Regions from separate parts of the Homo sapiens genome. Here region 1 is linked to region 2. A link is a contact called in ENCODE Hi-C or POLR2A ChIA-PET data. All regions are on one chromosome and are shown on one strand. The core of a region is the stretch at or near the end of the contact, and the rest is flanking DNA. Distances in the headings are between cores, read along the strand shown.

The links. A loop is a pair of places that touch in the nucleus more often than their neighbours do. ChIA-PET counts read pairs that join two places held with the same protein, here RNA polymerase II (POLR2A). Pooled maps may share reads with other maps.
Region 1: a loop to region 2 is called in a map of Calu3, with 2.7 times the contacts of the local background. The contact joins two enhancer-like sites. A Hi-C loop is called at or near these places in 1 of 168 maps with a recorded cell type or tissue (Calu3) and 6 of 50 pooled maps. POLR2A ChIA-PET finds 5 or more read pairs at or near these places in 2 of 52 experiments (H1 and activated CD4-positive, alpha-beta T cell).

What each region holds. Positions count from the first base shown.
Region 1 is chr2:16,004,954-16,007,653 of GRCh38, forward strand. No RefSeq gene overlaps it. Among named protein-coding and RNA genes, the nearest start is that of GACAT3, 44 kb to the right of the region's middle. Within about 2 kb of position 1,443, at least 2 of the 41 ENCODE cell types and tissues checked have a DNase peak (open chromatin) inside an H3K27ac peak, as active enhancers do.
Region 2 is chr2:15,964,446-15,967,145 of GRCh38, forward strand. No RefSeq gene overlaps it. Among named protein-coding and RNA genes, the nearest start is that of MYCNOS, 24 kb to the left of the region's middle. Within about 2 kb of position 1,451, at least 3 of the 41 ENCODE cell types and tissues checked have a DNase peak (open chromatin) inside an H3K27ac peak, as active enhancers do.

The DNA.
Region 1 (2,700 bases), core at 193-2,692, 40 kb after region 2:
TGCATCCAATTAGTTGGTGGCATGCTGGTTCTCTGAATATTTAAGTTTCCCTCTCGGGCTCTCTAGAAAGTTGTGAAGTGAGCACCCTTTGGCCTTAGGGACCCCCGCATGTGTTTGTTTGATTGTGAATTCCGTCTCCCCTTCCCTGGTGCTCCACACCTGCTCCTCCATCAGCTTTCTGTTTCTGGCCAGAAGGGTCTGCCTCACTCATAGGCTGACCCCGACTTGTTTCTCCTTCTCCTTCTTCTCCTTCTCCTTCTCCTCCTCCTTCTTCTCCTTCTCCTTCTCTTCCTCCTTCTTCTTCTCCTCCTCCTCCTCCTTCTTCTTCTCCTCCTTCTCCTTCTCCCTCCCCCTCCCCCACCCCTCCCCCCTCCCTCTCCCTCTCCCTCTCCCTCTTCCTCTTTCTCTTCTTCCTTTTCTTCTTCCTTTTTTCTTCCTTTTGTGACAGGATCTCACTCTGTAGTGCAATCATGGCTCAGGTGGTTCTTTCACCTCAGCCTCCCAAGTAGCTGGTACTACCAGTGCATGCCACCACACCTGGTTATTTTTTTTTTCCTTTTTGTATTTTTTGTGGAGATGCTTTCCTTGCTGTGTTGTGTATTTCCACACTCTGTTTTTTCATTTTCCTCAGGCTGGTTGCAAACTCCTGAGTTCAAGTGACACTCCCCACACCTTGTTTTCCCAAAGTGCTGGTATTACAGGCGTGAGCCACCGCACCCAGCCACCCTCCTTCTCCTCTTTCTTTCCTTTTTGGTTTTTTGAAAATCACTCCTCCCAGGCAGATCACTAAGGTCAGGAGTTCAAGACCAGCCTGGCCACATGGCTAAACCCCATCTCTACTAAAAATACAAAAATTAGTCGGGCATAGTGGTGGGTGCCTGTAATCCCAGCTTCTTGGTAGGCTTAGGCAGGAGAATCACTTGAACCCAGGAGACAGAGGTTGCAGTGACCCAAGATCACGCCACTGCATTCCAGCCTGGGTGACAGAGTGAGACTCTGTCTAAAAAAAAAATAAAAAAGTTCATGACTCAACCATGCCAGAAAGCATGGAGACTGCAAAAGGAGACAGATGATTAAGAATGTGTACATATGTATTGCACTGATTAGCTATGTTAGCACTACATATCCATATGATCTTGGTTGAATACAACAAAAGAAGCAAATAAACTGTCTTGTCCAACCTCTTATATTTTCAGGTGTGGCCCAGAAAAATTGACCGAATTGTCCCAGGCATTATGGTTGGTTCCTGGCAGATCTGAACCGAGAACTCCAGTATCATTCTCTCCTTCTAGACAGACACACACACACACACACACACACACACACACGCACACACACATGACAGGGGCACATGTCCCATGCTGCTTTCTATTTAAAAAAAAAAATGACATCTGCCCAGGAATCACATTGCACAATGGCAGTCCTTTCTTTTCCTCTTCCTGTGTTGAGTCATTGCCCTTGCCTGTGAAGTGCCTGCATGACCACGTTGCCCTATGGACTTACTCAGAAGAAAGGAGTAATGATCAGCTGATGGGTCAGACACTCAGGGGTACACAGCCGGCCCCACTATGGGAAGCAGAGATGTGCTGGGGGTCAGAGCAGCCCTGGCCTTGCTGTCCCTATGTAAGATCTCTTCTTGTCTCTATAGAATGCACCAGAGCTCTAAACATAGAGACTGTTTATAACCAAAGGTCATTTTCCTGGTAGAACAAGGAGTCCTCTTTTGCTTTGGAGGCAGATGAGTCTGGGCTGGCTCATAGTGTTTGATGTGAGATGGCTGTGCTCAAGTTTCCTGGCCAGAAAGTTAAGCTGTGGCCCTTCAGAGTTTTATAGGGCCCAGCACAATCTTCTTGCCTCCTGCCTGGGCCCCAGTATGCCCCGAGGCCACACCCACTGTGGCCAAGTGCATGGTCCAGGGAAAACAGGAGCTGCCTTTTCAACTCTGCTTCCTTGATCATAGGTTTAACCAATAAGGCTCATGACAACTACTCTTTCTGAGCACATTTGATGAGTTCCATATGAGACACATATTATCTAATTTAATGCTTATGATAATCCTTCAGAGGTGAGATTTCAGCTCCCTTTTAAAGTCAGGAAACTGAAGCTTAGAAGAGTTAAGTGATTTGCTCATAGATTGTAAACTGAGCTTCTTATATCGCCGTTAAAACAACCCTGGATTCTGTCCTCCTCAGAATCACGACTCTGGAGAAGTCAAATGGGTTTTACCATGAAAGACGAGTAGGACTTGCATCCTCCTGGTGTCCACTCCAGCCTCACTTTCCCACCAGGAGCCTGATCACTGTCCTCCTACGAGGTCTGGAAGTGTCCTCATGGAATGTCACCTCATGGACTTTTTATTTTTTAGCTTAACTGAGCCTCAAGTTAAAATCGCTCAATCAACAAATGTTTTGGGGATAGATTGAGCTCCTTGAAGGAAGTGAGAGATTCATCACTATATCCCTGGGGCCTGACACATAGTAGGAATTCAGAAAAGTTTTGCTTAAAGAATGAATGAGTACCTCCTCTGTGCCAGGCACTGGACAAGAGCAATAGGGAATAGAGATGGATGAGCGAGCAGTCCCTTCCCTCAAGGAGCCCAGAATTTAGGTCAGAGGAGAAGCCACATTTGCAAGTGGAAAGCAAGTTAACAGTGCAAGCATCCCAAGTTAGGGTCCAGATGGGTTTTACTGTCAGGAAGAG
Region 2 (2,700 bases), core at 201-2,700:
CCCTGACTCCTGGCATGGTTTAAGATATCACGGACCCTCGAGTCACGCTGCCCAGGTCTGGACTCCAGCACTTAGTGCTGTGTCTGCTATTTGCAGATCTCAGTATCCACACTGGTAAAATAGGAATTCCTAAAAAGCATCTAGCTGTTTGGCTTATTGTGAGGAGTAAAAGAGTTAATACTGTGGCAAGGCCCATAATAAATATTTGATAAGTGTTAGCAATTTTTTTTTTTTTAAGACAGAGTCTCACTGTCTCGCCCAGGCTGGAGTGCAGTGGTGCGATCTTGGCTCACGGCAACCTCCACCTCCCAGGCTCAAGTGATCCTCCCACCTCAGCCTCCTGAGTAGCTGGGACTATAGGCATGCACCACTATGCCTGGATAATTTTTTTTTTAATATATTTTTGTAGAGATGGGGTTTTGCCCTGTTGCCCAAGCTGGTCACAAACTCCTGGGCTCAAGCGATCTTCCCGCCTCAGCCTCCCAAAGTGTTGGGATTATAAGCATGAGCCACTGTGCCTGGCTTTACTGATTATTTTTATAATTTAAAAAAATGCAGTCAGCAGAACTAAGAGAGTCCAGGATAAACCTGAGCAGACACAGCCACACCTTCAGGACCCAGAACCTGCCTGGCAGCTTCACCTGTCATCAGTTCACTCCAAGTCCACCCTGTCTTGGCAGAGTGCACCCAGGCCCAGACAGAGGAGCCAGGGGAGCCCTGTCCTCAAGAAAGCACCAAGCTTAGTCTCCGGGGCAAGCCAGGTCCAGAGCCACAACACAAGTTGTGTGTGGGGTGGAAACAGCTTGCTCTTCCTCGCCTCTGGGCACTGTGGGCATTTGAACTCTGGAGCCAGTGACCTCATCTGTAAAAGGCAGTGAAAATTCCTACCTCACAAGGTGGCGAGGAGGATTAAATGAAATAAACGACTGCAAGGGTTATGTAAACTGTAGAGTGCCCCACAAATCGAAGGGATTATTGTTATCCATTAGCTCATTTGATTTGCATAATCCCTCTGAGGTGGGTAGAGGCTATTCCCGTTTTGGGACAGGCTGGTGCTCCCTGCTTCTTTAGGGCCTGAGTCTGTCCTTCGTGCCCAGGAGGCTGGTCTGGTTGGAGGCGGCCCCAGGCGCTCTCCGAGGAGCTGATGGGGTGGGACGCCCTTCTCAGGGAACTCTGGGGCTTCAGAGTGGGCCTTCCTTGGGGACTGCTCGACTGTGGCCAGGCCTCCATCCAGCCCTTCAGAGCTGGGGCAGCTCGGTCTGGGGACAGTGTCTCATCGCTCCCTCGCCACAGGGGCCAGGCCCTAATCGCTTTCTTTAGAGGCCTTTGTGCAGCCCGTTCTTTCATTCTGGGCCCAACACAATGCAGGGGTGAGCTGAGGTCAGATTTTCCACCTTCAGCTCTGGATTTCCTGTCTTTTGTCGGGTGGAGGACAGATTATGCCACCCGGCTTCCTGTCATCTCAGCACTGGGGGCGCCCCCGCCCTGGCACCAGCCCACAACGGGAGAGAGGGAAATCCCCCTGGGGGGTGAAGAGGGAGAACCTGCCCTTCATCCCCAGCCCCTCAGACATGGGCATTGGCCATCGTTAGATACTGAGCATTTCTTTAGATCTTTTAGCTGTTGAAAAATGGCTTCTTGTGGGATTTGAACTCTGATGACATCCTACAATATTTCACCTAAATATTCTAGATTAGAAAACATTATCAGCCCCATTAAACAACACGAAATCCTGCCCCTCTTTGGCAGCCCAGATTATGCAATAAAACACAATAAGGAATAGGCCCCTGGTAGCAGAAAGAGGTGGAGGCGGTGGGTATGGAGGGCTGTATTTGTTCCCTTGGACCACCATAAGAAGGTACCGCAAACTGGGGAGCTACAGCAGCAGAAATGTAGATATCTGTTCAAGCTGTCAGCAGGGCTGGTTCCTTCTGAAGACCATAACAGGAAGTGCCCTGGGCGTCTCCCGTAGCTTATGGTGACAGATGGTGATCCTTCCTGCTCCATGGCTTCCTTTGACACGGTTCTCCCTAAATCTCTGTGTCTTTACATGGGCCTCTTCCCTCTCTGTCCAAAATTCCCTTTTATTATAAGGACAACAGTTATATGGAATCGAGGTTCACTCTACTCCAGTTTGACCTCATTTTAACTAATTACATCTGCAGCATCCCTATTTCCAAATAAAGTGACATTCTGGGGTACTGGAGGTCAGGACTTCAGTATATTTTTCGGGGGGACACAAATCAACTCCATAACAGGGGGCCTCTGGTAAGCTAATTTTTTTTTTTTTTTGAGACAGAGTCTCACTCTGTCGCCCAGGCTGGAGTGCAGTGGTGCGATCTCCACTCACTGTAAGCTCCGCCTCCCGGGTTCATGCCATTCTCCTGCCCCAGCCTCCCGAGTAGCTGGGACTACAGGCACCTGCCACCACGCCCGGCTAATTTTTTGTAATTTTAGTAGAGACGGGGTTTCACTGTGTTAGCCAGGATGGTCTCGATCTCCTGACCTCGTGATCCACCCGCCTCGGCCTCCCAAAGTGCTGGGATTACAGGCGTGAGCCACTGTGCCCGGCCAGGTCAGCTAATTGTTATTGGCCATCTGGTCTGTGCCAGGCCCTGTGCTCAGTTCTAGGGCTGCAGAGATGCAAAGGTCTGTCTTTGTCTTTAGGGGGCTTAGTCTAGCGGGGAGAGACAGACAAGT